Regions from separate parts of the Homo sapiens genome. Here region 2 is linked to region 1. A link is a loop called in an ENCODE intact Hi-C map of the cell type or tissue named here. Cell type or tissue: K562. All regions are shown on one strand. Each heading gives the region's core, and the rest is flanking DNA. Links, peaks and the distances in the headings are about the cores only. Region 1 has its middle 12 kb from the start of ARMC2. Region 2 overlaps LOC124901368 (a long non-coding RNA gene).

Evidence for each region. Hi-C counts contacts between places; a loop is a spot of excess contacts. Peaks named below come from ENCODE experiments on the same cell type or tissue, not always from the same donor. Only the 100,000 strongest peaks of a DNase experiment are listed, where the experiment ranks them.
Region 2: a loop joins it to region 1, with 3 times the contacts of the local background. A loop is called at or near these places in 2 of 110 quality-filtered maps.

Annotation. Positions count from the first base shown.
Region 1 is chr6:108,828,531-108,845,041 of GRCh38, reverse strand. No RefSeq gene overlaps it. Among named protein-coding and RNA genes, the nearest start is that of ARMC2, 12 kb to the left of the region's middle. In K562, for the core only: a CTCF peak has its summit at 9,617 (motif pointing right); a DNase peak (open chromatin) is centred at 9,641; H3K27me3 peaks cover 114 bases.
Region 2 is chr6:108,105,213-108,121,723 of GRCh38, reverse strand. LOC124901368 (a long non-coding RNA gene) reads left to right here. Exons shown (of 2, transcript XR_007059696.1): 2 at 393-1,604. Among named protein-coding and RNA genes, the nearest start is that of OSTM1-AS1, 10 kb to the left of the region's middle. RefSeq lists an enhancer at 3,400-3,987 and a silencer at 3,792-4,081. In K562, for the core only: CTCF peaks have their summits at 7,635 and 8,095 (motif pointing left); DNase peaks (open chromatin) are centred at 7,643 and 8,043; H3K27me3 peaks cover 1,306 bases.

The DNA.
Region 1 (16,511 bases), core at 7,637-11,636:
AATGTTTATGTAAATCCTGTCTTTATTAGGCCTCAGCTGTGACCTGTACACCTAAGTATTACTTTACCTTTAAGTACATTATCCCGTACCACCCCTGCCACCCCAGGCCACGTGCTCCACCAAGCTGCCAAGTTGTTGACAGGAGTGCTAATTAATGAGGGTCCATTTAATTACCAGTAGATTACAGAGTCTCTAAGGACCCTGCATTTCACTGGAAGGGAGGAGGTTCTAGTTTTCAGGGAGTATGTCAGTGTCAGTAGGATTGTAACTATGAATTACTTCATCCTGAACAACTCTTGGATGTTAAAAGGGACCAATTAAGACAATCAGAAACCCAATATTCTTTGTCCAACTCACCTATGAGACATTACTAAGTGAGCATGCCTGTATCTTTTGGAAGCTTTTGCCTGCAAATAACAGAATATTCCACCAAAAGTAGCTTACACGCCAAGGACATTTATTGTTTTGTTTAACAATCACTGGAACTGGGCTGCTTCAGGATTGGCCCTGCAGCTCAGGGACCAAGGAAGATCAGTCAAGTCTCCCCACATGGTCACAAGATGGTGGTGGCTGCACTGAGCTGGGAAAGGGCAAGGGCCCTCTCTATGTATATCTCTACACTGAGAAGGAAAACATTTCCCAGAAGCCCCTTGGTCACTTTGTCCTTACATCTTATTGGCCAGGCTGTGTCACATGGCCACATACCAGGCCCTGGCAGAGATGGATGGGGCTACCACTACTGTGACTGATTTCAATCCATCAAGGCTCATCCCTCGGGTTTTGGGGGGAGGAGACCACTTTGAGCCCTTTGCTGCCACAACCTGAAGCAAACTGGATCTCTGTTCAGCAGGAAGGAGGGGCAGCGGCTATTGGATAGATCTGGAAGACCGCCACAGTGGTCTGGTGACAGGTCTCTCCAGTCTGAATGGGCAACTGTCACAATCTCTTGATACTGTAATAGAGAGTAGTCCTGAGAATCAAGAGATTGTGGCAGTTGCTTGTCCCACCTGGAGAGAGCTGGAGGTGTAACACAAGGCAGGGTGCTCTATCTTGGTACTAACTCTCAGGTGACGCCTGGTCCCTGGTCTCACTGTGGCTCCATCCTGGCTGCACAGCGGAGTCACCTGGAGAGCTTCAGCACCATCTCGGCCCAGAACCCACCCAGATGAACTGATTCGCTGCCTGGGATAGGTGGGAGTATGGGAGAGTGGAGCCAGCCTTTTAGAGCTGCTGAGGTGACTGTGGTGTGCACAGCCAGCCTGGAGAACCTCAGCCCTGGTGAAGCCAGAGCTCCCCTGCCTGAGAACCTCAGCCACAACCCAGCAAGAGGCAGAGCTGCCTGAAGAAACCCTGGCTTTCAGAACACAAGGGATGGAGAGGAGCCTAATTTATGCATGACCCAGAGATGAAAAACCCCATGTCGCAGACTCATGGTGCTCTCCAAGACGTGTACCCCCCCATGTCCACCCCCACCAACCCCCACCATCACCGGGCCATCTTGGGCACTTTTTGCATCTCGTCTCCAACTGGCCCCTCTGACCCCACTCCACTCCCTTCCTGCTCCAAGAGTGTTGTTCACTCTACACTCAGCAACCAAAGTGAGTGTCATAAACCACAGTTCTGGATATGCCCTCCCACCCCCTCTGCCCAGGAGCTCTCAATGTCTGCCCACTGACCACCAAGTCAAGTCTCAGATCCTCCGTGATATGCATGATAGTCTGTAGTTCTCTGTTATTCTAAGAACTAGGACTTATTTGGGGGTTAGATGTCATAGGCTCTGTGCTAAGTGCTTTGATCACTTTAAATCAGTTCCCTTCCAACCCTAAAGTACTATTATTATCCTCATTCTACAAGCATAGAAATTGAGGTTTTGTTTCTTCCCTTAACCAGGTCGACATACAGGTGGTGAAAGTGGTGAATCTAGGATTCAAGCCCAGCTTGTTGGGTGTATTATGGTTCTCTAGAGGGACAGAACTAATAGAATATATATGTATATATACATATATGAATATATGTATATATGCATATACATATATGAATATATGCGTATACATATATGAATATATGTATATATGCGTATACATATATGAATATATGTATATATGCGTATACATATATGAATATATGTATATATGCGTATACATATATGAATATATGTATATATGCGTATACATATGTATATATTCATATATTCATATACATATATACATGTGCATGTACAGATATTCATATATATACATATAATACATAAGAATTCATACATACATGAATATGAATACATATATACATATATACAGGAATACATATATACATATATTCATATACATATATATGAATATATGTACATATATGAATATATGTACATATATGAATATATGTATACATATATGAATATATGTATATATATGAATATGTGTATATATACATATATATGTGTATATATATTCATATATATATATATATATAAAGGAGAGTTTATTAAGTGTTAACTCACATGATCACAAGGTCCCACCATAGGCTGTCTGCAGGCTGAGGAGCAAGGAGAGCCAATCCGAGTTCCAAAACTGAAGAACCTGGAGTCCGATGTTCCAGGGCAGGAAGCACCCAGCACAGGAGAAAGATGTAGGCTAAGAGCCTAGGCCGGTCTCTCCTTTTCACATTTTTCTGCCTGCTTGTATTCTAGCCACGCTGGCAGCTGATTAGATTGTGCCCACCCAGATTAATGGTGGGTCTGCCTTTCCCAGCCCACTGACTCAAATGTTAATCTCCTTTGGCAACACCCTCACAGACACACCCAGGATCAATATTTTGCATCCTTCAATCCAATCAAGTTGACGCTCAGTATTAACCATCACATTGGACTTAGGAGGCCATGTTCCTATAGACACTACACGTTCAGCCAAACCAGACTGCTGCCATTCCCTGATCACCCGCTGTATCTCTCCGCCTCTGTGCCTTGGTTTTGAATGGTCCCTGCCATGGGATACTCAGCAAGCATGTCTACTCAGCACTGGGCACCCATCGGAAAGGACTGCAAAGAGGAATTCACCTTGAAGTAGTCCACAGGAGAGAGAAAGATCAATTGGTCAAATTCATAGTGGATCCAGTCAGCACCCACCCTTTACGGCTTTATATAGCAATGCCCCATAGCCCAGGAGGAGGAGCAGAAATTGTGTGTATGGGGATGACCAGGGCTGGGGATGGCCAGAGAACAAAGTCTGAAGGGGCAGGCGACAGGCCTAGGCTGGATGGGGAAGTAAAGGGAGAAGGAGGAATGGTCTGCAGGGTTAGGGAGAGGCTGGAGGACTGAGGTCACTGACGGGAACAGAGCAGATGAGGCAGTTTGAGGAAGGAAAGTCAGGAGATCTTATTAATTCAAATGCTGCCTCTCACTAAAGTGCTTTGCTCACTTTAAATCAGTTCCTCTTCCAACCCTAAAGTACTGCTATTATCCTCATTCTACATGCGTAGAAATTGAGGTTTTGTTTCTTCGCTTACCCAGGTCATACAGGCACACACCCTCAGCTGTGTGTCTGTGGTCACGTCACTTAATAGCTGCAGCTGTCTTTTCTTTGAGATGTGGAAGTTGAACCAAATGACCCTTAAGATACTGCTGAGCTCTGGGATTCCACAGGAGGAGGTTGTTGTCAGGGGGCTGAGGGTTAGAGATTTTGGAGGTGGCTCAGATGGGAGAGCCAGATGATAAAGTTCAAGAAGTGGCCTGGCTGGTTACTGTCCTGGAGAAAGTCGGGGTGGTCAGAGGTCCCAAGAGGCCAGATGAGGCACTCACAGAGAGGGGATAGGAGGAGAGAAAGCCTGAACTGTCAGTAGTTGGTACCTCAAGCCCCTTGTGCTGTGCTAACAACACCTGTGTACAGAAAGACCTGCATGCGCCACCCCACAGAGAAGGCAGTGACCCCCAGGGATTGCGACTCTGGGAGAGACATGCCTCCTGGTTCTCTTGGGTGTTGACAGAAGTGAGTTTCCTTTAGAAGGAACCCCCTAGGCAGTCTGGGGACCCATGGGCTAAAAGGAGGTCCCCCAGGACACTTATTTTTTTTTCCTCTCCTTAGTGCACTCAAATTCAGTTAAAAAAAACAACAACCAACAACGATGTACTTATGTGCTATTGAGTTACTAGCCCAAGAATATATTATTTTGGCAATATGACAAGAAGGACAATTTAAATAGAGAAAAAGAAAAATTTGATTTAACTGTGATCATTCAAGGAAATGTGGAGTCCGGCTTCAGGTTTAAATATTTAAATATTCAAGGAATCCTAGCAGGTTCCAAATCTAGCTGAATGTATCTTGCTTCTAATAGCAAGATCTTTAAAAGCTAAAGATGTTAAGCACACATCTTCATTGACATGAGAACAGTCACACAAGTCTTTATGTTATTAGATAGAAGATATTACATAAATAGGGTCTACAAATTTATCTACCAAGAATGTAGAAGTAGGCAGGGCGCGGTGGCTCACGCCTGTAATCCCAGCACTTTGGGAGGCCGAGGCGGGTGGATCACGAGGTCAGGAGATCGAGACCATCCTGGCTAACACGGTGAAACCCCATCTCTACTAAAAATACAAAAAATTAGCCAGGTGTGGTGGCGGGCACCTGTAGTCCCAGCTACTTGGGAGGCTGAGGCAGGAGAATGGCGTGAACCCGGGAGGCAGAGCTTACAGTGAGCCGAGATCGCACCACTGCACTCTAGCCTGGGCTACAGAGCGAGACTCTGTCTCAAAACAAAAACAAAACAAAAACAAAAACAAAAACAAAAATGCGGAAGTAATAACCACAAAGAAAATGTCCTGATAATCATTGTGTACTTGGAAAGCACTTTTCCTTATCAGAGCACAAAACGTTTCATATTTCATAGAACTAAACACACACACACACCCCTATACACACACAACACGTATCAAACAAGGGAAATGTGAATCTGGTGATGGATTCTATCGATCAATATCCTGGCTATGATATTGCACTATAGTTTGGCAAGATGTTGCCATTGGAGAAACTGGGCAAATGGTACATAGGACCTCTTAGAATTTCTCTATATTATTTCTTACAACTGCACGTGCCTCTGCAATTATCTCAAAATAAAAAGTTTAAAATAAACCTCTTCACTCTCTTGCTTACTATCTCATCTCTGTAAGGCTTATAGGTGAAAAGTTAAAATGCAGAGGAAATATCATTCTGGAAATAAATAGGATGATTATTCCACAATGCAGTGTGGATAAAACAATTTCCCTCTGAAACTTGAAAACCAATAGCTTGGCTTAACTGCCCAGGAAAAGTGAATTTCAGTGCTGAAAGTCATTTGGTGAAATTATTCTTTCTGGTTGTTTTTTTTTTTGTTTGTTTGTTTTTTTTTAAAGTTCACACCCAGAGAGTGTTAAAATGAAGGGTGGTGTGTCAATCACCATTCTTATTAGGTTATAGAAAGCAACAAATGTTTCTGTTTTCATTTTGATTTTGAGAGCTCAAACTCAAAGGCAGGAGTTCTTGGCCTCGCTGGCAGTATCCACAGCAGCTCATTTTCTATCGGGAGTGGAGAGCCCTGGCTCTGCTAGGACCCTGCTGCACTCTGTCCACTGGCTGCCGCTGCTCATGCCTTCCACTGATCCTACCTTCCCCGGCCCTCTAATTAGGCGGCAGGGTCCCACCCCCCACCCCCACCACTTCCCCACCACGTGATGCGCCACCTCCCACTGCAGCCTTGCACCCAACCAGGCTTTGCACTAAAAAACATTGTGATTGCCTCTTGTACCAGCTGGTCTCCTACAGCAGCTTCAGACAGAGCCCCCTGTGGGTCTCCCGCCAGGAGCCACCCTGAGGTCATGTCTGCAAGGAGGAAAGCCCATCCCAAATGGAACAGCATCATTTCATGTTCGCCAAGCACTTGGTAAAGGAGGTCCTTTGCAGACATACAGGCCTTGCTTTCAAGAACCTTACCAAGAAAAAAGATTAATGATGCCTCTGCAGGAAGTTTTCAAAGCTATCCCAAACTCTTTTTCAGTTATTGGTGTGTGTTTTTTTTTTCCACTGTGTATTACACTTCTTGTCCATCTGGGTCACGGAGTGGGGAACTCCAAGAAGAGAATGGAGATGCTAAACTGTATGGAGGCGAGCACCCAGAGAGCAGAGATCTTGTCCCTCTTGCACACCTTTGGGTGCCCTCCACACAAGAATGGAAGCTGGAACATATGGATGTTCTGTGGAATAAGCGACCAAACGAACGTGAACTTGAGTATATGCTATGCAGGGTGAGAGTGTCCTCAAGTGTAACGCTTATGTGCCGGGATGCAGTTCCACCGCCAGTCACCTCCCCAGACCCCTCTCGCCTCCGCCTCCCCAGGCTGCCAGTCATTTCTGGGAGTGCTTGTGGCGGTGCCACCTCACCTGTGCACAGGAACAAGCCCGCTTCTCCCTCCCATTCCCGCCTTCTCAAGGGCCCCTCACTACCGCAGCTGCAAGTGCCTTTTCTTGAGGAGGGCGTGGCTCTGCTGTCCTTCCCCTAGGGCACTCTGAGGTGGGAGTGGCGGGGTGGGCTCTCTGGATCCAAGCCTCCCTTGTCTCTGGGCACAGCCGCACCGCGTCCGCCCAGACTCTCACAGGGCCGGTCACAAACAGAGCGCCCTCAGCCTCCCTCGCACACCTCCCTCACTCAGGCCTGGCCAAGCGACAGACCTCTGCTAGCACTCTCACTTCTAGTCTCTCCATTTCTTCCTCTGGCACCAAGAAACTCCTTCCTTTTGCAGGCACCTGTAGGGGTCACCAGCCTCCCAGATGTAAAGGCAGCAAGGCCCGGTGTGAACGATTGGGAAGGAGCTCCCGGCTAAGGACCCGCAGTCTGGTGAAGTCTCACACGTCCGCTCACACCAGTGCTCACACGGCTGCTGCTCCTAACCACTTGTGATGGGGGGAGAAATCGTGGGAGCTCGTGGCCCCAGTTTCTGGGTCTGTGAAATAAGTGGATCTATGTGGTACCGAGAGATATTTGAGAGAAGAAAGTGAAGACAAGGGGTGCAGGAAGGAAGCAGAGGGGTGGGGAAATCAGTTTAGCCAAGAAAGCCTTGCCAGGGAGTGATACCCTGGCATGGGGAGGACACAGCCCACCCTCAACACCAAAGAGGGCAGCCTTTGTGTAAGTACAGAGGTAAAAGGCTCCTCTCCTCTCTGGGGCTGGTCACACTCCTAGCCCAGGTTGTAGAGAGAAAAGGTGCTAGCATTACTCATTATCTTCTACTGGCATTAATGCTGTAATAAAATGCAACATGTGGGTTTCTGCGTTTTTTTCAAGCTTTAACCACAGAATTGGGACTTAGATGCACTTGCATTGTGGGGAAATGAAACTGAATTTGGAGTCATCCTTCACAGCAGGACAGATGCCACAGGCAAAGTTGTCAGGGTCTCAAAGTTAGAAAAGGGATCTTGAGTTCTCTTCTTTTGGCTCCTCCTTTTCTCTCTCTTTTCCTTGTTCCTTCCTGCCTTCCTGTCTGCCTTCCTGTCTCCTTTTTCTGTTTCTCTGTTTCTTCTTTCTTTCTCCCCTCCCCCAGTCCTCTCCTCCCCTCTCCCTGCCCTTCCTTAACCACAAATGTAACCAACCCCAAACCACTGACTTGCTGTTCTGCTCATTCATCCTTACGGGTTTTCTTGGTTACATAAGCTCTCCAGTTTTGGCATATTTGGGAATCATTTATTTCATTATATAGTAAGACCTCGGTGGCCCAAGGGACATTTTTTTCCTGCCCCTTCCCAGTTCCATTTACGTGAGGCCCCAGTGAGATTTCTGAAAGAAAATGATAGACGGCCCCAGGACTGATGTTCCGGCCTCGGGAGACCTGACACAGAAGGTTTCTGTTCTGGGGAATACGCATCAGTGTTGGAGGAGACCTTTTAACAAATTGTAAACTTTTCATCTCTTTATTAAGATGGAATTAACATAACATAAAATTAACCATTTTAAAGTACACAGTTCTGTGGCATTTTGTACATTCACAATGCTGTAAAACCACTATCCCTATTTAGTTCCGAAACACTTTCATCACCCCTAAAGGACTCATTAAGCAGCCATTTCCAATTTCTCCTTCCCCTCAGCCCCTGGCAAGCATTAACCTGCTTTCTGTCTGCCTGGATTTACCTATTCTGAACATTCTGTATAAATGGAATCATATAATACATGGCCTTTCGGGTCTGGCTTCTTTTATTAGGTATAATGTTTTCAAGGCTTATCCATGTTACAGCATGTATCAGTACTCCCTTTGTCTTTTTAGGGCTGAGTAATGCTCTTTTCCACAGATATACCACATTTTGTTTATCCATTCATCAGCTGATGGAGCATTCAGATTGTTTCACCTTTTAGCTATTATGAATAGTGCTGCTATTTGTGTACAGGTTTTTGTGTAGACAAAGTTTTTATTCCATCCAAGAGTTACTGGGTCATATAGTAATTCTGTTTAAAATTCTGAGGAACCATCAAACTGTCTTCCACAGTTGCTGCACCATTTTACATTCCCATCAGCAGTGTATGAAGATTCCAATTTCTACCCATTCTAGCTAATACTTGCTATTGTCTGTGTTTTTAATTATAGTCCTAGTCCTTCTAGTGAGTGTTAAGTATTTCAAGGTGGTTTCAGTTTGCATTTCACTAGTGACTATTAATATTGAGTATCTTTTTTTTTTTTTTTTTTTTTTTGAGACCAGGTCTCCGTGTGTTGCTCAGGCTGGAATGTAGTGGTGAGATCATAGTTTACTCCAGGCTTGAACTCCTAGGCTCAAGTGATCCTCCTGCCTCAGCTCCTGAGTAACTGGGACCACAGGAACATACCACCATGTCCAGCTCTGGGCATCTTTTCAAGTGTGTGTTGGTCATTTGCGTATCTTCTTGGAAAAATATCAATTCGAGTCCTTTGGCCATTTTTAAATTGGGTTGTCTTTTTGTTGGGGAGTCATAGACTTCTTAAATATTCTGGATATTAGATCCTTTCGTATATGGTTTGTAAATGTTTTCTCCCATTCTGTAGTTTTTCTTTTTATTTTCTTGATAGTGTCCTTAGATGCACAAAAGAGTTTTTAATTTTGATGAAGTCTAATGTATCTCTTTTTTTCCATGTGTTGCTTGTGCTTTTGGCATCTTATCTAAGAATCCATTGCCAAATCCATGGTTGTGAAGATTTTCTCCTGTTTGTTCTAAGTTTTAGCTCTTACATTTAAGTCTTTGATTCATTTTGAGTTAATTTGTATGTATGGTGTGGTTAGTGGCCAAACATCATTCTCTTGCATGTGGTTATCCAGTTGTCCCAGCTGTTGAAGAGGGAAAAAACTTTTTTGAGGCAACAATATGTTATATCACTTAAATGTCCTTCAATGATGCAGGGCCAGGGTTGCCGGAGTGGAGATTTTTGGGAAAAGGGGCAGTAAGATCCTGAGGGTGTGAGCTGATAAGACAGTGGTTGCTGTGATGTTCTGAAGAAACAAAGCCCACTGCTCTTCTGCCAGCAGCCACCTGAGGCATGGCAGGAGAGTGGGGACAGTGATGAGAGGAGAGGTGGCTCTTGGCAGCAACAAGGTCAAACTGTGCTGAGGCAGCAGCAATGGTGTCTGTGGCCACCAGGGGGCAGAGCAGAGGTGGGTACCAAGCAGGAGTACATTAAATGGCCACCACGGTGCCCCATGTAGGCAGAGGGCCCTCTGCTAGGAGAAGAAAAGGACTTAAAGGACATGGGTTTCAGCATTTCCATTGTTGGGTGCTTGAAGCCAAAAATTATTTTTGTTACTTTTTTCTTGTCCTCCCCGGGGATGGCACGGCCTGGAAAAGCAAAAATTACGATTAATTTCCCTTTTCAAAATGCAGTTCAGAAAAGAACATTCTGTTTTTCAGGACCCTGGCTTTCTGTGAGAAAGCCTATCCTAGCATTCAAAATTAAGTTATGTTTGCCAAAATGTAAATTTCTTTCAATCGCTATTTGTTTTAAAGTCACTGCTTATATTTGTGGCAGATAAAATAATAGGGAAAAGGAGGAATAATTTATCTAAAAAATAGCAATTCTATTTTTGGGAAGGGATGTCACAGAGAACTGCTATAGTTCTGTAATATTAATCTATGTCAGATTTTTCAAATGTCAAGAATACAGTTTACATTTACTGCCACAAATTTGGTGAACATTCTTCATTATGCACTAAGCAGAAAATTTGAAAGTAAATGTTCAGCAATGCTCAGACAAATGAAGAAATCCCCTCCCCCAGGCCATCTTTTGACATAACTAGGACAATCCAATATAATAACCCTCTAAAAGGATTAATTCTGCCTAAAACCAGCTCCTGAAGAAACCACATGGCACTTTCTGAAACGTTCTTGATAATGTTCACATCTTTATCACAGTTACAACCCATGAGCCTGGTGCTCACTCAGTGTCTTTGAAGATTCTATGACAATGCTGAATGAGGGCATCTTTACAATCACAAGAAACCATCAATAACATTAAAATCTACAGAATAAAACAGCGTAAGTTTCCATTTTGCTTCTATTAAATATTAGAAAATACCCATTGCTGGTGATGGTGTAGTGGAACTCGTCCACACCTACATTGCCAATAGCAATGCAAAGCCATTAGAAATATTTATATGATTTAGTGATTTGCATTATCCAAAAGAAGAATAATCTTTTACACCTGTTTAATACAAAATTAATATAAGAGCATTTGCAAGCCAGAAGCCTCTTAACCATCTAGTGAGGGTGGTAGTGGTTAGGTAAAATATACTGTAACCATTTAATGCATATAAGGGTAAAGTAGAGGCATTGAGATATACAAATGACACAATGTTCAGAGGCACAAATAGTTCTGTTGAGGCAGGGGGAGAAGCAGAATTTTAAGTGCAGTTTTTCCTTCTGTTATTTAAAGTATCATTCATAGTTGCCATAATATTTTTTGTTTGATAAAAATGTTAAATTAATTGCAGGGTAGGTACATTACCTTTTGGTTATATGTAAGAGGATACAAAGTTAAGCATACATAGCATTTCATGTTTTAAAATTTTTTTTTATTTCAGTAGTTTTTAGAGTACAAGTGGTTTTTGGTTACATGGATGAATTGTATAGTGGTGAAGTCTGAGATTTTGGCGCACCCATCACGTCACCTGAGTAGTGTACGTTCTACCCAATATATCATTTTTTTTAATTATTTTATTTTTTGAGACAGAGTCTCGCTCAGTCGCCCAGGCTGGAGTGCAGTGGCGCGATCTCGGCTCACTGCAAGTTCCGCCTCCCGGGTTCACGCCATTCTCCTGCCTCAGCCTCCCGAGTAGCTGGGACTACAGGCGCCCACCACCACGCCCGGCTAATTTTTTGTATTTTTAGTAGAGACGGTTTCACCGTGTTAGCCAGGATGGTCTCGATCTCCTGACCTCGTGATCCACCCGCCTCGGCCTCCGAAAGTGCTGGGATTACAGGCGCGATCCCTCAGCACCCCCCACCCACCCCGTAGCCCATTATATCACTCTGTAGCATTTTGTTTTTAAAAACGTTTACATTTATGCTTTGCTTGGCTTGGTTGGACTGGTCTATGATTACTTCCACACTGTATTAAGTTATATACCTACCCATTAGGCCGGGGTAGGGAGGAACCCTCAGGGGTCAAGCCATTCAGTGGCAAGTCTCAAGGGAGAGCCTGGGCAGACTTCCAGGGAAAGCTTGGTGAGTGGGCATCACAAGGAAGACAGTGGCAGAAAGGAAGCCGACTTTGGCGTCGGGGTATAACTTCTGCGGCATCTTCATACTTTATCGTCTGTGAATGCTACACTGCGGTGCTCCACAGAGCGTACGGCACCCTGGTGTTCTGCAGTGCCCAGTATCTACTGATCCCCTACTGTAGTGGACACAGTTTTGCCTACTTCTTCCTTGCAGAATTCCTGGTAATGAACGACAAAACCCACTCAAGTTAGTTTAGGCCAGAAAGGAATTTTTTGAGAAACATAGGGAGCTCATAGAATTTCCAGGAGGGCTGGAAAATAAAGGCTTGAAGGCTACATAACCTGGAACAATACCCAAATTATCCTACCAAGCTGCTCCAGCGGAGGCCTGCATCCGCTGCCGCCTACAGCGCAGATGCTATGCACAGGATGCTACCACTCAGCTGTCTCCGAAAACTTGACTGTCTTTCTGCAATGCTCCTCCACCTTCACCGAAACACGGATTCTGCCTGGCACCTGATTCCACACTTTTCTCAGTTCTGAATTCAGGCATTATGCAGGTGTGTCTGATTGGAGGAGTCCAGGTGACATACCTGTACCCACACATGCCTGCTGACTGGGAAGATGAATTCTGTTTTCCTCTTTGGTGGGCAGGACTCATAAAGTGGGAAATTTCTCAAATATAGTCAGCCACGAATGTGACAAATGTCCACTATTTGCTAACAAAATCTTACCTAACTTTGTCCAGCTGTCTATTTTACTCTTTGTGGCCATGAGCTTTGGGGAAGGTTGCCCCCTTCCCAGCTACTCTGATTAAGCCAGTTGTGGACATTCCATTTCCTTGATGTTACCTCACGGAAGAGGCATGTGACTCAGTGTGACCAATGATTCATGAAGACACATCTGCTGAGGGATTTCCAGGAAAAGTTTCTTAGTTCTTCAAAAGGTACACATGTAATCCCAGCACTTTGGGAGGCCGAGGCAGGCGGATCATGAGGTCAGATCAAGACCATCCTGGCTAACATGGTGAAACCCCGTCTCTACTAAAAATACAAAAAATTAGCTGGGCGTGGTGGCGGGCGCCTGTAGTCCCAGCTACTCGGGAGGCTGAGGCAGGAGAATGGTGTGAACCCAGAAGGTGGAGCTTGCAGTGAGCCGAGATTGCGCCACTGCACTCCAGCCTGGGCGACAGAGTGAGACTCTGTCTCAAAAAATAAAAAAAAGGGACACAAAGACACAGTACTTCCCTTGTTCTGCCTCTGGAGAGTGGTGTGTGAGGATTTGAAGCCCAGAGCTGCTGCAGCCATCCAGTGACTGACACGCTTAGAATGGCAGAGCAGAAAGACGGAATCAATCTGGATCCTTGATAACATTACTTGGCCACTGAATCAACCACCCTGTGTTTGTTCCATCTCAGAATTCCATCTCAGAATTACTCCTCCACCTTCACCAGAACATAGATTACATTTCTGTGATGATTAGGCCAGTTAAGTTGAAGTTTTCCTGTTACTTGCCGCCCAAAGCATCGTGATCTACTTCCGTGTCCAGCCCTGTAAAAATGATTGTGATAGATAGGAACATAAGGCGTGGCCATCTCCTTGGACCTGAGCAGCCTGTGGATGTGTATCCATGAAAATAAAATGGATGTAAAGCGTGGCCATATTCAGAAAGTCCCTTCTGGACAACTGTCCCTCTCAGAAGTGGACTCAGCATTCATTCTTCCTCTACAATAGCAGCCGATTTCATTTTGTGGAATTTCCTTTCCTCCATTATGTTCAGTAAATGGAAACAATCTGACCTGCCACCAAGAAGGCTGAAGGGGTTCCTGAAGGTTCTTTCTGGCAGATACTTCCTGTCACCCCGAGCAGCCAAAAGCAGGCTCACACCTAAGCTCAGTCAATCAGACCCTTTCTCTCAAGACTTTTCGTCTCCAACCAAGTGATTCAAGGATAGAAAACAGTGGGGGCTGTTCATTCATCCCAGAAACTCCCGCTCTAGCCCTGGTATCTGGCCAAGACTGCCAAGTTGTTCCAGCTGCCTGCTTGCCCAAAGCTGCCCTGGAGGAATATCTGTTCTGTTTCTAAAACCACCATGTTCTCGGAAAACAGATTACAAAACCTCCCCAATAGCTCAGCTAGAGACATTGCAGCACAAAAGCGTATACACTTGAAGAAAATCCAAATCAGAACCTTATGAAAGTCCAGTTTTACAATTCTACCTCTTTCTCTAAAGACTGTTTTAGTGAATTTATACTGTAGTGTTCTTTATACGTGTAACCCATCCTATTTATTCTTCTTGTTCCCCTATCAAAATTGGGGTGTTTAAGTTATGAAATAAAAAGGCTGATATAAAGCAAGCCGCTAAAATTAAACTCATGAAGAAGTTTACAGATGAATCAACTGTTCATGGAACATTTGTTTTAAAATTTAAGGGAATATTGGCATCCCAGATCTTTGCTTCTTGGGAACTTGAGGACAATTATATGAAATATTTTTCCAAGTATTTTATTTCTAGGAACTGTAATAGTGAATACTGTGTGACCTCAAAAAGCAAGAAAAATAAATATTGGGGATGTGGAAGAAAAAAATCATTTCATCCTTCACTTGGATTTTTTTAAACTTACATAATTTTTTAAAACTGTGATAAAATACACATAAAATTTCCATCTTAAACACTTTTTTTTTTTTTTTTTCCAAGACAGGGTCTCACTCCAGTTGCCTAGGCTGGAGTGCAGTGGCACAATCTTGGCTCACTGCAGCCTTGACCTCCTGGGCTCAGGTGATTCTCGCACCTCAGCCTCCTGAGTTGCTGGGACTGCAGGCATGCGCCCCCACATCCAGCTAATTTTTTGTATTTTTAGTAGAGATGGGGTTTCGCTATGTTGCCCAGACTGGTCTCAAATTCCTAGACTCAAGCAATCTGCCCACCTTGGCCTCCCAGAGTGCTGGAATTACAGGCATGAGCCACTGCAACCAGCCATCCGTCTTAAACTTTTAAGTATTATATTTAGTAGAACTTTTTTAAGTTAGACAGTTTAATATTTTGAGTTTACTAAACATATTCTCATACAATTTGCTAAAGTGAATTCACAATTTGCTTGTGAATTTTCAAGTAAAACCAAAATTCTTTTGTCTATTCTCTGAAGAAATGTTAGTTGTAAAGCTCAAGACCACATTGCAGTAATGACTTCTATTCTGTTTTTGAACATTGAAACAAATGAAAATGATCAAAGAAGAGAGACACATTCATGGTGTAAGCCATTTAATTTCTCATTTTAAACCTCCAGCTAATTAGAAATACTAGATAATGTTCAGTGGGTCTTATAGTAGTCAAAAGGAATTATACATAAATTTTTTTTTTTTTTGAGAGAGAGTCTCGCTGTGTCGCCCAGGCTGGAGTGCAGTGGCACGATCTCGGCTCACTGCAGCCTCCACCTCCTGGGTTCAAGTGATTCTCCTGCCTCAGCCTCCTGAGTAGCTGGGACTACAGGCATGCATAGGGACAGGGTTTCACCATGTTGGCCAGGATGGTCTCGATCTCCTGACCTTGTGATCTGCCCGCCTTGGCCTCCCAAAATGCTGAGATTACAGGCGTGAGCCACTGCGCCCGGCCTACATCACTATTAAAACAAATTTATTAGGAAAAATTTTCAGTGCATACAAAGTGGACAAGGGTAGAATAAGCTCCTATTAGCCAACCCTCAGTCTCAACAATTATCAATATTCTGCCATTCTTGTTTGATCTATATCTCTCCCCTTTCCCCTCCCACATTTACATCCAGTTATTATAATTTTTACTTAGACAAGGCACGGTGGCTCATGCCTGTAATCCCAGCACTTTGGGAGGTGGAGGCGGGTGGATCACCTGAGGTAAGGAGTTCAAGACCAGCCTGACCAACATGGTAAAACCTGGTCTCTACTTAAAATACAAAAATTAGCCGGTATGTTGGCACACGCCTGTAGTCCCAGCTACTCAGGAGGCTGAGACAGGAGAATTGCTTGAACCCAGGAGGCGGAGGTTGCAGTAAGCTGAGATTGTGCCACTGTACTCCAGTCTGGGTGACTGAGTGAGACTCCATCTCAAAAAACTAAATAGGCTGGGTGCGGTGGCTCACACCTGTAATCCCAGCATTTTGGGAGCCTGAGGCAGGTGGATCATGAGGTCGGGAGTTGGAGACCAGCCTGGCCAAGATGGTGAAACCCCGTCTCTACTAAAAATACAAAAATTAGCCAGGTGCGGTGGTGGGTGCCTGTAATCCCAGCTACTTGGGAGGCTGAGGCAGGAGAATCACTTGAACCTAGGGGGCAGAGGTTGCAGTGAGCTGAGATCGCACCACTGCACTCTAGCCTGGGCGACAGAGCAAGACTCCGTCTCAAATAAATAATTTTTACTTAGTCCTTTTGGTAAAATTTCTACCCAAGAGGGTGCACAAATCTTAACTGTACAATTCTGACAAATGAATACTGACATGTAACCTACACCCCATTACAATAGAGTACATTTCTGTTTCCCCAGAAAGTCTCTTCATGTCTTCTCCGTGTCGTCCCCCATTCAGAGGAAGTCACTGCTTTCATTTTCTCACCTTGATTATTTTTGCCTGTTCTAGAACTTCACCAAAATGGAACTCTCTGTGTACTTTTTGAATCTAATTTCACTTAGCATAATATTTGTGAGGTTTGTCGGTGCTGTTGAGTAGTTCCTCCTTTATCACTGCTGAGTTGTATTCCGTTATAGAATACAATGGACTAGATAAGCAAATATTGCATTTTGCTTATCTATCCTCTGGTTGATGGATATTGAGTTGCTTCCAGCTTTTGG
Region 2 (16,511 bases), core at 6,282-10,281, 720 kb after region 1:
GTCAATAACTATTTGTTGAACGGAGCTGGGCTGAGAAGGCTAGAGATGGGCAGAAGCTGGAAGGAAAGGAGCTGGGGGAGTTGGGGGAGGAACACCTGCGTGAAGCCTCAGAAGCTAGAATCGCCTGAGGACAAAGATGATGGGGGCTGAAAGGTCAGCCATCCTTGAGTTGGGGCGGGGGCGGGGTTGAGGTCCTTTGGGCAAGTTCAGGGGTCAGACAGTGAGGTGTGGGAAGGTGGTGATATGTGGGATGGGATGGCCTGGCAGGTGAGAGAGCTGAATTCCAGTTGCAGCTCAGTGCCTGGCTTGGTGATCTTGGTCCAGTCACTTCTCTGGGCCCCAGGATTTGTGAGGATGATGGAGCAGATTATCTCTAACCCTTTCCTTTCCAGGTGAATCGTGCTCCTTAACAGTCAGGTGATGACAGAGTTGCAGGAACCAGGATGGATGCCAGGTGCTGGAAAAGAGGAGGAAATCTCAGGAGGCTAGAGACAGCCCAGGCCTCTGCAGCACCCGGGGCTGCGGAAAGAACTGGGGGCTGGAGGGAGAGACAGAAGGTGAAGTTCCTTCCAGGGGAGGAATGGGTGGGGGTATCCACAGCCTGTGACTCATCAGTGTCCCACCAGGACCAGGTCAAACCCCAGCAGAATTCTCCAAGACAACCCGACTTTCTCTCATTCCTGCCCTGATCTCAAGTCCTCTTGCGGGGGGGTCAGGCCTGCCATCAGAGGAGAAGGCTGCTGTGGCCAGTAAAACTGAGGGCCAGGCTGGACGTTTTCAAAGAGTAAGCGGGGAGGGCAAAGAGCTGAAGGGGCTCTCAGGACTGTCCAAGTAACAGACCAAGCCCCTCACATAGGTTTTTTTCTCTAGTGACCCCATTCTGCCCCATGGATGTCACTTGTTTTTTTCTTTTTCTTTTTTTTTTTTTTTTTTTTAGCTTTTGGGAAGGAGGAGCAAGGCGAGGGAGGTGGGAAGAGACTTTTTTTTTTTTTTTCACATGAGCCCTCAGAATTACAGTTCACAAACTATTCAGTAAACTGACCGGCCTCAACCTCCCCTTCAACGGCCTAATCTAAGGGGTGGATCTATGTGTTTTGTTGCTTGTCAGAAACAATCGCTGCGCGGCCCATTACATTTACAGCACGTCGCCCTTTAATTGGTGTAACACGCTGAGGCCTGAAAGGAGGAGAGGCCCACAAAGGCGCCCGTGAATGAGCCTTGACTCACACAAAAACACTCTGCAGAAGTTCAGAGCTGGCCACTAACAAGGAGGTAGGGAGTTAGTTTGAAAAGAGGGTGAAGTTCAGAAATGTGTCACCTTGAGGAGCCTCCCATCAAAGCAATGGTCGCATTGACAAGCTGCAAAGAAAAAAAGTTAAACCTTCAGGGCTGCGGACTTGCCTGCTGGATTTATTCTTAAACTTGAGGAGGGGGGAAGGAGAGGGAGAGTCTTTCTTTTTCTTCTCCTCTTCTCCACCCTTGTCTCTCTGCGCCCCCCCCCACCCCTATTTACTTCAGAGAGCCTTAAAGAAGTCCCAGCAAAGAAACATACCTCCCACCCCCCTGCTAAGATACACTTTTAAAAATAAACGTATAAAAAGTCAGGCTGAATGCCGCTGCCTGAGGCTGCTGCTGCTGATTTCGGCCTCTGTGGGAACAGCGATTTTTCCCTGCCCTCTAGTGTGTCCCCTGCCCATCTTCTGAGGCAACTCCTCTGGGCGGGGGGCGTTGCGGCCTAGGCCGGGGCGCCGTGCGGGCCTGGAGAACGTGTCCCCAGAGGCCGCCAGGGCCAGGGCGTGCGCGCAGGGTCCGTGTGGCAGAGGGGACCAGGTCGCGCGCCATTCAGAAGCATTTGGGAGAAGGGATCCGCCCCCGCGCCAGTCCAGCTCAGTGGGGTCTTGCGTGTGAGGGTCCTGCCCCATCCCAGGAAGGACTCAGTTTTCCCTCCTCCTGCCTGTAACACCAGGAAGACCCGACACCGGCCCACGCTTCGATTCCAATTGCGAAGTGAGACGTCTTTAAAAGAAGACACCACCGTGCCCGGGGTAGAGGTGGGGGACCGAGTCGCACCTCCCATTCCCCGGACTTCCACGGTGATGGACTCAACCCCTATAGCACACCTTCCTCGCTCCAGATGCCCGGAATCTCCCCAGTGCTGGTGGTGCTGCGGTAGACCTCCCTCGGTCCCCTTCCTGCACCCTGCCCCACGCCTTCCTCGGTGGGGGGCGCCCTGCCACGCCTGCGCTGGGGTGGGCACCTCCGCGTCTCCTGCCCGATGCGCGCCCGGGCGCCCCGAGCCGCCCTCCTCCGCTCGCCCCCTCCCCGCCTTTGTCCCGCTATCGGACCCCCGCCCCTCGCGCTGCTCCTGTGAACCGGCTGCCCGGTGCGAAGGCGGGGGCACTTTTCAATGCAGCGCCGCAGCTCCCTCCAGATTTGTAATCCGCCAAAAAGCCGCTGATTGCCGCAATCGTTACTTTTCATTAAAAAAACTTAGAAGCAATTTGGGAGAACCCTTCTCAATGAATACATTTACCCCCGAACGGTCTTTATTCTCCGCCTCCACTTGATGAGTTTCTCTGGCACGAATCGGTTCTTACAGGCACAGAATGGGCAATCCCTTGATCCCCGTCAATTGTCATCCCGAGTCGGGGCCACTTTGACCGCCAATAGTGGGGAAGTCAGAGCTAATCCTCAGAAGGAATCACGGGAAAAGAAAAGCAACAATAACCAAGTCAAGCGTAAAAAATGAAAGAGAAATCTCTATTATCACTCACTACATTTCCCAGCTATGTACTGAAAAAATCAGCTCGCTTGTCATTCGAGTCAGACACCCGCACAAGAATATGAGGTCGTGGTGGGTTGGTAGACTCACACGACGTAAGGGACGATATTTGAGAGCGAAAGGCCTCTCTTCTGCCTCTGCCAAATCCCCCTCACATCCGCCATAACCATTAAATACAGACTGACTTTATTCTGTATGGGGAGGCCAGGGGTGGGTGGTGAGGGAGCCCCCAGCTGTGCCTGGATACAAAAAAAAAAAAAAAAAAAATCCCTGGAGAGAGGGGTGGGGGCGGGGTGTGGATGCGAAAGAAACGCGCCCCTAGCCGGTACCTCCCGCTCCGGGCCCCGCAGGCGGCTGGGCCTCGTCAGCCCGGGTTCAGCCGCCGCGCCGGCCGCCCCCTGCGCCCCCTGCGCCCCCTGCCCACGGCCCCCGCAGCCCGGCGGGCGCACGGCCTCGGCGGCTGGGTCCTCGCGCGGGCGCAGGTGTGCAGGGCAAGCGCGGACGGGCTCCGTGGGCCGCCGGCGAGGCAGGCGCAGCGGCTTGCCGGGCCGCGGAAGCCCGCGCGGTGAGACCCATGAGTGTGCACGCGTGGCTCCTTTCCACGCCGACACCTGCGATTATGGACGGGGGCCTCGATTCCTTTCTGCTACAGCCAAGTGAGGGCCAAAGTTATTTCTAAGAAGGCCGGGCAGAGCAGGTCGCTGGGCGGATTCCCGGCGCGGCCGCAGCATCTCCGGGAGGGGTCGCCTCAGAAGCCGCGCGCCCCTCTCTCCCTCCCTCCCTGTCTCATTCTCTCCCTCGCTCTCTCCCTCTCTCCCGGAGAGGAACTTCGAGGGCGGGAACTGCTCCGGCGCTCATGGACTCGGGGGCGGCAGCCCGAGCCTCTCCTTGCACCGTGTCTGGGAGGGCCTGAAGCCCAAACTCCTCGGGCTGAGAAGGGTCCGGGGCCGCAAGGTGCACGCGCGGTCCTTGCTGTCAGCGGCCTTTCCGCGCTCTCGCGCTCTGCAGGCCAACTTGTGCTTCTGGGGTACTTTCATTTTCCAGGGGATGGGTGGAGAGAGCCTCCACCGGCCGGCCTCGGGGCGGTGGGGCAGGGCCGCGGGAGGCGCGGAGGCGGTTCCTTCTTCCCCTTGTCCGACCTCACCCGGCCCAGGAGACGCCGCTGCCCCGCGCGGCCGGGCTCCCGCCTCGCGCCTCAGCCTCTCGAGGCACCGGGCTGGGTGGGGCAGTGCCCAGCTCCCGCCTCACCCCCAGGCACCCTCACTCCGGAAGCCCTCCGTGCCTCTCCCTTTGGGGAAACCTCTCTGGCCTGTCACCTCCCCTCTTCGCACCACACGCACATCACACACCGCTCACACATCACATGTGTACTATTACACACACTACATACCATTTAGACCAACGTTCACACGTTTGTGCCTATACCAAGAAAAAACACATTTACACAGCAACAAGCTTATGTAGAGTCACATTTACACGACAGCTGGACTCACCTGCACACGCATACACAAACACACACACACACACACATACTCCTGCGCACCCAGGCACACCCCTGCGCGTGCTTTTTGTACCAGCTTGCGCCCTTGGGTGCCCGCGGACTGGCTCCGTCCCGAATGGCAGGTCAGGAGTGGGGAGGACTAGAGGGAGACAGCCTGGTGGGGGTCGAGGACTTTGGCCGTGGGACCTGGGCCTCCTTGGGGATTCTTGTCTGTGCAGATGTCCCCGAGTTTCCCTTGGGGCCTGAATGCACTCGCGCCCTTCACCCCGCGGACGCTGCACCGGAGTTGGGACCTCCCCAGGGATCCTCACCCACTAGACCAGAGCCCGCTGCAAGGACTGGGCGGCGGGTTCCACTCACCCGGCCACCAGACACTCGCCCACGTGCCCCTAAGGGGGTGGGTGAGACGCCTTCGCGTGGCCGCGGGAGTGGAGGTAGGATAGATAGGGAAGAAAAGGGGATCCGACCCGAGTAACCCCCGTCCCCGCCCCAGTTGGGCTGCCCGGGCCAGGGAGGACGTCGTAGAGGGCGGGAGTGATTGTCGCCTTCTACAAAGCCAGTGAGAGCTTTTAGTGCTCCCCAGATTTACATTAATGCGAATCTCCGCTTGGTCCGCAGTCTGGAAACGGTGCTTGCCGAGAGGCCGACACTCTGCAATCCTAATTAGTGATTTTTGTCCCCTTGTTACTGGGCTCAGCATCTCATGCAAATGAACTCTTCATTTCAGCCACATTACCCCAGCTCCAGAATTAACTGACTCTTATCTTTAATGATATGCTGCTGAAGTTCTCCGAGCCCGGCTAGCTTTTTATCTTGATTACTCTAATCAATAAGAAATGATAGAGTAGAATTATAAACTCTATTGGCTTTTAAATGTTGCCGACAAGCCCTCTAGATGCCATTCCTGTTCATTGTTATTTATTAAAATGATCCTCAGCCTAACAGCGGATGCAAATAGGCGAACAAGAAGAATTAGCCTTGGGACTCCTCCCAGCCAGCCCCTGACTCCATTGCCCCCCAATCCCAAGGGAAGACTCCTTACTGTTGGGGCTTGAAAAGGTGGAAAATAAAGATATTTAAAAGTGTTTAAAAGAAATTTGCTCTTGTAAAGGGGCCAGAGAAATAGAAAGACAATTTTTAAAACACCAGGCCCCCACCCCATCCAGGTAGTCTTAAAGGTGGAAGCCTCGAAAAAGGCACTTTGAGACACAGAGCCTCATGTTCTGGGAATAACTCTCTCTCTCTTTCTCTGTCTCTTTCTCTCTCTCTCTCTCTCTCTCTCTCACACACACACACACACACACACACACACACACACACACCCCTTCCACCCCACCCCTTTCTGCATACCAGTATCTATAGGCTTTCGTGTGTGTATGTGTAATTTCAGACCGACCTTGGGAAATGCAATTTCCCTCACATAGTTCTCTTGGGTGAAAAATGGTGCTTGAGTCCCTTCGAGTGTGCAGAAGCAGCCCTCGTTGACCAAAGCGTCAGGGCGCCTCCAGTGGACAGTTTTGGGTTCCTCGACGTCCAGCACCAGGTGGACTGAGACCTAGAACCTATCTTCTGGCCTCAGGCAGTCCCGTCACCGACACCCGGCCAAGGTCCCGGGACCCCACAACCCTCCCGGGTCACACCTTTCTCGCAGGCCCAATTTGAGAGGCATTGTGTTTCCCAAGAAGTCAAAATAGAGGGTGTGGGACATTTCTTCTTTCCTTTGCTCATAGAGAGTGAAAGGTGTTTTGTCGTGAGGTATGTCGGAAAAGGCTATGAAACATCCCTCCTCACCCTCGATCAGTGCATTACCCGGCCTTCGCCCCCACCTCGGCTCTGAGTTTCGTCTCGGGTAGAGTGGGAACTTTCAGGTCGCCCCGTGAGGGCCAGGGGCTGCTGAGAACACCTGGCCGTCATCTCTCATTAGAATCATGTACGAATTTCACTAGCTTTCGTTTAGATCCAATGCAAACCTATTAAGAGCCTACTCTGCATTAGGCACTTTGTCTGGGGCGCAGCCCAGGCTCTGAGGCTTAGGGGACCTTTTCCCTGGCTTGCTTGAGCCTCCGCCCCCTCGGAGCTTTGAATGGGTCCTCAAAATCCCCGGCATCCAAAGCCCTGAAAGCGCGCAACCCGGAGGCGAGCACACACAAACACACACGCGCCACAACTCGGCCTGCCCCTGTCCTGCAACCCTGCGGGCGCACGACTGTCTGTCTAGATCCTTTTACGCACAGCCCTACTCGCCCACCGCTAGGCGACCCGTCCTCAAGCAGCCGCGCCGTCCCTCTAGCCCTCGTAGCTGCGATTTCCGTTCTTTTCTCCCCTTATCCCTCAGCACAGCCCAGTGAGCAACTTGGCCCTCTGGCCTCGCCAGACGGGGAAGCTAAGAGCTAGGGTTCCCCAAGGCTCCTAGCTGCTGAGCGGGTACCGGCAACCAGCAACCCGCCGACGCAAAGGCGAGAGGCTGCGTGCGCGCTGGGAGCGGAAGGGGCTGGAACGCAGACTCAAGTCCTTGCCAAGGCCGCGGTCGATCCGTGGAAAGAGAAGTTGGAAATCGCAGGCAGGCTAAGCCTTTTTTTTTTTTTTAATGACACGTGGGGGGAAGGGCTGAATGTATGAAAATCATGTAAAATTTCTGTTCTTAGCAACATCCTTGTTATTAGGAATGATGACTAAACCGCCAGGATTATTCTGGACTGTAAGTTATCAAGAGCCCACTAATTTCACATTAAAGCCCATTGACTGCAACGGCGTGATTGAAGGGTTTTTAACAATTAACATAATCAGAAAATGAGCTGAGATAATTTTTATTCAACTCATTACTTTTTAATCATGTATTTCTTTTAATTAATATCTTCTCCGTGAACATAACACAAAGCGGAGCCCCAGTGCTGGCCCAAGCCAGCCTGCGGGACTGAATTTGACACAGCCAAACATTTCACCAGCAGCATTCATTGCATCTCTATTGTGGTGTGGGCGAAATAGAAAAATCTTGTCCAAAAGTCACCATGTTGTTTTGAAACACAATTTTAAAAACAGGGGAGGGCGTTGGGAGCGCACAAGCCATACGCTTTCAATTCGACTTGACTTTCATATTTGGGCGCCTCTCTTGGTTTGCAGCCAGAGGGACATAAATGGGAAGAAACAGAAGAAGAGGAAGAAAAGGCTTTTGGAGATGAATGTCCCATCCTGGCTTCGCAGGCGAGTGGGCTTTGGTTGTTTGCGCCTAGTACACTGGCTGGCTGGTGGGACAGCTGGAGGCACAGACCTCGGCCTTTGAGTCTTGGCCCCGCGGACAAACCTGGCCTAGACCGTCAGGGCTGAGACGCTCAGGCCCGTCCACCACCACCACCACGCCACCTCCTGGGCTCTGACCCAAGCAGGCGAAGTCCCTCGGCTCCCCAAGCCCGCCTGGAAGTGGGCGGTGATTGCGGGACCCTCTTTGGGCAGGATTCTGGATTACCGCTGCCGTGCGCACTACCTAGGCATTTGCATTGCAGCCTGGATGCCGTGACCTTGCCTGTCCCCCAGCACTTCCTAGTATTCCCAACCCGGGAGACTTGCTCCTATTCAAATGCCTCACATGTGGTGGAGAACGAGCATTTATCTGTGGCACAGGGGGTTCCAGCCTCCCCCATGGAGTGTCCAGTCTCCACTCGGGCGACTCCGACCCCGAGGCGCATCTCGCCCTTGGGCTGACCACGGCATCTCCCACACCTCCCAAAAAAGGCTGTTTCTGGACTAAGATCTCTGGCAGTAGGGGAGCCGCATCAGTCTCGGAAAAAAGAAACAAAGCCGACCCCTGGTGGAAGAAAACGAAAGTTTAAGAATATAAGGTTTGAGGGAATCGCATGCTTAAACTTCTGTACAAGAAAGAGTGGGGAAGAAAGAGGGAGTAGAGGGGAAGGAAAGGATAAATAACGAAAAGGAAAATTGGAAGACAGAGAACAGGAGAGGCTATATAGCAGATGGAATTCAGGTGGAGAAAGCTGGGAGGAATGAGGCTCAGAGAGACTGACCTTTTATGCCTTGATCAAGCTTGTTTCCTTAATCCTTGTGGCCTGGCCAGTGTCAGGGGTCAGGCAAGGACACCTAATTTTCAATTTCTCTCCAGTGTAAGTCTGGAAGTTCTGTGATTACAGAGGGCAGATCGAGGTTTCTGTTGGACATTGCAACTACTGTCTGCCTGCCCTAGAGAGCATCCAGAATCTTTCTTCTCTTTTTTCCAAACAAACCTCTACCTCCCATCTTGACCTCTCAGTCTTCTACAGGTGATGGCAACTAAGACAAAACTCCAATCTATAATGGCTAGAATACAAGCCCCAATCCTCTCTGGTATTTATCTGTTATTCAATTTTAGCAGGGAACATCTGGGGCACAGGTTGGAGCCCAAGGGATAGAGGAATTTCAGACACTAGAGCAAAACAGTGAAGGAAGGGCTGGGTGCAGTGGCTTATACCTGTAATCCCAACACTCTGGGAAGCCAAGGCGGGTGGGTCACCTGAGGTCAAGAGTTTGAGACCAACCTGGCCAACATGGTGAAACCCTGTCTCTGCTAAAAATACAAAAAAGAAAAAAAAAGTTAGCTAAATTAGCTGGGCGTGGTGGCAAGCACCTGTAGTCCCAGCTACTTGGGAGGCTGAGGCGGGAGAATCTCTTGAACCCAGGAAGTGGAGGCTGCAGTGAGCTGAGATGCACCACGGCATTCCAACCTGGGTGACAGAGTGACACTCCATCTCAAAAAAACAAAACAAAACAAAAACAAGGAAGAACCACTGTCCTGAAGCCTCTGCTGATGTCCAGAGCCAAGCAGTTAAAAAGAAAAAAGGAAAGAAAAAGTGACATCAGAGATAAGATCTCACTGGTGAGCGTATCACTGTCTACCTGGAGTGAGCACTTTGGGTTAATCAAGGAAGAGCAAAGGTGGCATTAGTGTGGCTGAGCTCCTTCTAAAGCCTCTCTTGAATCCACAATCACTATGTGCCTCCGTGTTTGCTCCCTCATCTTTCTACCTTCTCTCCCATACTCTCCTATGTGTACTGATATTCCACAGGGACTTCTTTCAAACCTCCTATTTCTTCTGCATCCATGTCAAGCCACAAGCATTTTCTTTTCTTGGAAACCACCCTAATCCATTCATTTATTGGAGGCTTACCCATCTTTAAGGTAAAGCTCAAATGCCACTCTTCCAAAAACGACTTCCTTGTCATTTCTTCCACCTTTAAACTCTCCTCATATCATAACTAACTTTTCCTTCAATTTTCTTCTTATATCATAACTACCTCATAAGGCAGTTAATTGTATACATCTTTTATTTTTTCTACTAGTTTGTAAGTACCTGCAGCTAGTATAGGCCATGGCACTGAATCTAGGACTTTGCCCTTGCCCTGCATCAGTTCTCAGCAAATGTTTGTTGAATTGTTGACCATTTTCTTTTTATTTATTTATTTTTGAGACAGAGTGTCACTCTGTTGCCCAGGCTGGGGGGCAGTGGCACGATCTCGGCTCACTGCAACCTCTGCCTCCCGGGTTCAAACGATTCTCCTGCCTCAGCCTCCAGAGTAGCTGGAACTACAGGCATGCACCACCACACCCTGCTAATTTTAGTATTTTTAAGTAGAGATGGGGTTTCACCATGTTAACCAGGCTGGTCTCAAACTCCTGGCCTCAAGTGTTCCACCTGCGTCAGCCTCCCAAAGTGCTGGGATTACAGGTGTGGGCCACCGTGCCCGGCCTTGTTGACTATTTTCTAAGATTCAGAGTTTGAGTTTATAACCTAGGCTAGAAGCAGGGAGGTTTTGGGCTGGTTTTTCTGTAATCTCTGGTGTGAACCACAGCCACTCCTTGGCAACTGAGAACAGCCCTTGCTGATGGGTGTGATTCAAGGATGCTGTTGGAGGTTGTGTCTGAGTATTATAGGAAGGACAACTGTATGCTGTGCTTGTGTCTCTCTCATGTAAGTGCAAAACATGAGTGGGGCTGGAAAGAGGGCAAGACATGCAGAGTACATGACTTAGGCTTGAGATGAGAAATACCAGGTCAACAAAGAGAACACTGGCAAATGAATCAGAGCCAGAGGCAGAGCTATGGCGACCCGACTTTGGCCCAGGGCACTCTCCCCAGCCCACTCTGTCTTATCTTTAAGGCTTTCCTGAACCCTCATTAGCTGGCATCCTTTTCAGTCTTTCCTGTTCATCAGAGCATCGTGACACATCAGCTCATCCTAGTATTTTAACCACTGTCCTGAAAACACCCATGGTGGTTCCGGCTAATTTAAAAGGTGATTTCCTGATTTCTTTTTTCCATTTTGGACTGAGTCTAAACAGTACAAAGCAGAGAGAAGAGTGTACAATTATCAAAGCATTTTTCTTTTTCTTTTTCTTTTTCTTTTTTTGGATACAGTCCCAGTCTGTCACCCAGGCTGGAGTGCAGTGGCTCAATCTCTGCTCAGCTCACTGCAACCCCTGCCTCTCAGGCTCAAGAGATCCTCCCACTTCAGCCTCCCAAGTAGCTGGGACTTCAGGTGTGTGTCACCAAGCCCAACTAATTTTTGCAGAGACAGGGTTTCATTATGTTGCCCAGGCTGGTCTTGAACTCCTGGGCTCAAGCAATCCTCTTGCCTCAGCCTCCCAAAATGCTGGGATTACAGGCATGAGCCACCACACCCAGCCCCAAAGCACTTTTTGTTTTGAGACAGCCAAAGTGCATGATTCAGCTCTGAATATACACTTAATCAACTGAATTGTGTACCCCACTCTCTCTGTCACCCGATGACGGTCTCATTTTTCTTTGCTTTATTCACTACAGATACAAGCTTGCTCTTTAGGAGAAATTTTTTGGGTATTCTCAGAGTGTATGAGGAAAAGCTTAGTACTTTGAATGGTTTGTTGGGACTCCATCATCCCTTTGGTAACAAACTCTGAAAATCCACTCATGTTATATTGAGATAAAAAGAAAAATGAACACAAATTAGTATTCAATGCAAAGTATCAAAACTTAATATGCTGCATTATATAGCACATGAAATCTTTCTTTTTCATAACTTTTATAAAGAAAAATTTCCACTATACACAAAAATAGAGTATAATAACTCCCTGTAAATCCATCTCCAAGCTTTAATAACCGTCATATTTTGCCTTTTTTTTTTTTTTGAGATGGAGTTTTGCTCTTCTTGCCCAGGCTGCAGGACAATGGTGTGATCTCGACTCACTGCAACCTCCACCTCCCTGGTTCAAGCAAGTCTCCTATCTCAGCCTCCTGAGTAGCTGGGGTTACAGGCATGCGCTGCCATGCCCAGCTAATTTTGTATTTTTAGTAGAAACGAGGTTTTACCATGTTGGTCAGGCTGGTCTCGAACTCCTGAACTCAACTGATCCACCCGCCTCGGCCTCCCAAAGTGCTGGGATTACAGGCGTGAGCCACCACACCCTGCCATATTTTGCTTTCTTGTTTCATACCTCCCTTCTGGTTTGGCTAGGGTATTTTAAGGTGAATTCCACACATCAATGTCATTTAAAGGTGAATTTTATTTTTCTCACACAAGAAGGCCAGAAATTAGTAGTTGCTGGCTTTGCTTTAGCAACTTGGTGATGACAGGGCACATGTTATTTCTTAGCTTTGTCCACTTGGTCTCAAGATGGCCACTGCCTCTCCAACCACCATGTCTGCTTTCAAGGCAGAAAAGGGCTGTGCCAGCCACCTCTGTCCCTTTTAATAAGAAAACATGTGCTTTATCAGAAGTCCCCCTAGCAGAATTCTCTTGGGTTAGAACTGGCTCATGTGGCATCCTGAGCTGCTAGAGAGGCTGGGAAAACAGTATTTGGCTTTTAAACCTCTATATTGGAGCCAAAAAGGGGGTTGGACTTAAGTGAAATGCGTATCCCCCTACACCAATGTCATCTGTCTTTGCCTTCTGACATATCCTGTCTCCTACACTTTCATAAATTTCTAGCCATACATTCTGTAGGACAAATGGAAAGGAATAAGGGTGTCCATAAACCACTTTGAATGACCAAACAGATGGCAATCAGACAGAGATTGCCTCCAACCTCTAGGAGCGAATGAGTACCTTGGATGCTAAGTACTGTGTTCTGACTGTGTTCCTCAAAATTCATATGTTGAAACTTAATTGCCAATGTGATGGCATTAAGAGGTGGGGGCCTTTAGGAGGTTACTATGTCATGAGGACAGAGCCCTCACGGATGGGATGAGGGCCCTTATAAAGGGGCTTGAGGAAATGGGTTTGCTCTCTACTGCTCTTCCACCATGTGAGTACACAGCATTTGTCCCCTCTTTGCCCTTCTGTTCCTTCTGCCATGTAAGGATACCTCGATGGCATCATCTCTGAGGAATATGCCTTCACCAGCCTCCAAACCTGCCAGTGCCTTGATCTTGGACTTCCCAGCCTCTAGAACTATGTGAAAATAAATTTCTATTGTTTATAAATTACCCCATCTCAGGCATTTTCTTATAGAAGCACAAACAAACTGAGACACTAAGGTAGATAAAGTTTTGTGTGAGTGTGTGTGTGTGTGTGTGTGTGTGTGTATTTTGAGACAGGGTCTCCCTCTGTCACCCATGCTGGAGTGCAGTGGCACAATCTCAGCTCACTGCAGCCTTGACCTACCAGTTCAAGCAATCCTCCCACCTCAGTCTCTCAAGTAGCTGGGACTACAGGCTTGTGCCACCACACCTGGCTAACTTTTAAAATTTTTATTTTTTAGTAGAGATGGGGTTCTCCCTATGTTGCTCAAGCTAGTTTTGAATTCCTGGGCTCAAGTGATCCTCCCACCTTGGCCTCCCAAAGTGTTGGGATTATAGGCATGAGTCACTGCACCTGGCCTAAAGTTGGGTTTTGAGTTATCTGACAATTCTATGTTGGTTTAAGGATATTAGAGGACATTAATGATACAAGAGTGGAGTTGGGGTGAGAGTGAGAGGCCAGGGCAGATTTGCAGAAACAAAATAGAAGCCAGGGTATCATGAGTCAGAAAGTAGCCCTGACATCAAGAGATTTTCACTTTAGCAGGATTTCTAGCTACCTCTGTTCAATATCTCCCACATATGATTTTTGAATGTTTGAAACTCCCCCTTACAGTGGACAAATTGTATCATAGTTAGCAATAATGTTAAAATTTAAATAGTTCTGGAAAATTAACCTTAACTTACTTTTTTTTTTCCAAAATATAAAGGGCTGATAGGAAAAATAATGTCATTCTTATTTAAATAAAGTTCAGGCCAGATGCGGTGGCTCATGCCTGTAGTCCCAGCACTTTGGGAGGCCGAAGTGTGAGGATCGCTTGAGCCTAGGAGTTCGAGATCTGCCTGGGCAACACAGGGAGACCTTGTCCCTACAAAAAACCATTTTTTTAATATTAATAAATAAAGTTCAGATTCTTCACTTCCAGGGGCCAAAAGTAAGAAATCAGTCCTTTTGTGTCCTGTAGCACAGCAGAGTTCTAGTTAGAATATTAAACAAATGGGGCTGAGCACCGTGGCTCACGCCTGTAATCCTAGCACTTTGGGAGGCTGAGGTGGGTGGGTCACTTGAGGCCAGGAGTTCAAGACTAGCCTGGACAACATGGTGAAATCCCATCTCTACTAAAAATACAAAAATTAGCCAGGTGTCGTGGTGGGTGCCTGTAATCCCAGCTACTTGGGAGGCTGAGTCAGGAGAATCTCTTGAACCCAGGAGGCAGAGGTTGCAGTGAGCTGCGATCATGCCACTGCACTCCATCCTGGGCGACAGAGTGAGACTCCATCTCCAAAAACAAACAAACAACAAAAAACCAAAGACTTTGCTGGAGGCTAAATAGCAAAAGGCATAATAAAAGTGAAACAAACAGTCATAGATAATCCAGTTTCTGGTTTTTTTCTTTAAAAAAAATTTTTTTCTTGATTTAATAATCCAGTTTTTCAGACACAGCTTATACTCCATGATTAAAGACCCATGCCATTATTCAGGGAACCCAGGGAAAGATCTTTTGAAGGTATGCCCCTTTAGATTCTGGCTAGAGTTCTGGTTCCCTGTCTGATCTCTCACAACTTACTCACATGACTGACTCCCCAAATGACCTCCCTCTTCAGCTGAGAGGTGTATTCACAAGACTGGGGCCTGACTATGACCTTTGCAGGATATTCATATCAGAATAAAAGACACCATCCCCACAGCCTCAACATTCATACACAACAGGGAAAGGGAATCGCAGCTGGGGGCTGGCAAGAGGTCCAGTGCAATAGGAAAGTAATGTCCATTCAAGAACCAATATTAGCTCCTCTGAGTGGGAAAGGATTCTTCTGAAGAAAAGAAGTAAGGCAGAACTACAAAATGTGGAAATGAGCAGAAGGCTAAGTCTAGGGTCAGAAAAACATAACTCATCTTTTCCAAACAGGTAGTAAGAAGTTCATCACAATAACAGTCAAAGTTAGCATTACTTTATGAGAGCTCCAGGCCCTATGCTTCTGAAAGCCCTAGGGAGAGTTGCATGTTGTTCCTAGAACTAGTCCTGTGGCAATCCTGGGGTGTTGACCCTTTTCCTCTGATGCACTCTGGTGACATATCCCACGGCTGCCTGCCAAAGTCCCCATGCTGAGCACTTCTAGTCTGTGTGCACAGCCTAGCTGTGCAAGGCCCCTGATGCCACCATTAGAGCACATTGCTGGCCTTTCTCCCATCAATGACAAGTCCCTAATGCTGCCTGTAGAGTTGTTGATATTGCCTCTGGGGATATTGATGCCTCTTAACTTACTATAATTTTTAAAACAAAACAACATCTTTTAGTTCCTGCTGGTTCCACTGCAGCCCCTTTGCTCGAAACAGGAGAAATGGAAGGCGGTTGGCCTTGGGAAGGGAGTCCATGTCAGACTTCCTGGCGTGCTCAAAATCATCTCTCTCCTCTACCCAGCCCTTTGTCTTTGAACCAAATGTCAAGTCCCTGCCCCTGGGAAGCCATTATTACCCCAGCAAGCCCCTGGGCTTCTCAAGTTCCAGTCCTCTAGAGGGCCGCCTCCCCTCCAGGACCTTTCCTTGCTCCTATGTAAATCCCTGTGCCTACATCTGCTATGTGTCCGCTGGGGCCTTTGTTATGTATGCCATCTGCTTCACTGCTTTTCTATTTTTCTGCTACCTTATATGTCCTCAGAAAAAGTTAATACTAAGCCTGAAAAATATAGTCCCACACATGTAAAAACCAAGGAAAAAAGCAATACGTGAAATAGTATCGAGAACTTCATCAAAACTGTGTGTAAGCAACAACATTCATTTAAAATGTTTTAAATTATCACCGAATTTAAAAATTATAATACCAATAGAACATTGTATCTTGAGATTGCCTTAACATCATTTGCCTCTCTTATTTGATAAGTAAACTGAGGCTCAGAGAGATTAAATGACTAGTCTAGAGTCACAGAGTTGATCAGTCAAAGGACTAAATTAAGTGAAACTTTCACAAAGTGGAATATCTGAATGGGAACTTATATATCTATATAGCATTAGCGTACATATTCTAATTTGAGGAGGTAAAAAATTCTTTAGTAATCTTGAGCTTTAGCTGTGAACTAAACTGAATTTCAGTTTGAACATTGTCTTCCCACTCCCAACCCTTACCACATCAGCACAATCTTTAAATTCTTTAAAGGTCAAGCAAGTGATAATCACAAAGGAATGGAGTGCTTCCAATTTTACTCTAGCAGGCAATGCAATTTTTATTCATTAGCTTATACAGTTTATATGCAGTTTACCATACTGTTAGTGGATGTCTCTGGAATGTGAGTGCTGCCTGTGGGACTTTGGAACACAGAGATGGCTATAACCAAATAACAGTCAATGAAGCAGAGATTTGTAATTATTTGGTTCATTTGAACCCTTAGGTAGCTTATTTGAGTAACTTAGAGTCCAAAGCCTAGATTTTCTCATGTTAATCAATCTAGCTTTATTTATTTATTTATTTATTTATTTATTTATTTTTGAGACAGAATTTTGTTGCCCAGGCTGGAGTGCAATGGTGTGATCTCAGCTCACTGCAACCTCCACCTCCCGGGTTCAAGTGATTCTCCTGCCTCAGCCTCCCAAGTAGCTGGGATTACAGGCATACACCACCACGCCCGGCTAATTTTGCATATTTAGTAGAGATGGGGTTTCACTATGTTGGTCAGACTGGTCTCAAACTTCTGACCTCAAGTGATCCACCCACCTTGGCCTCCCAAATCCAGTTCTTAACATAGATACAC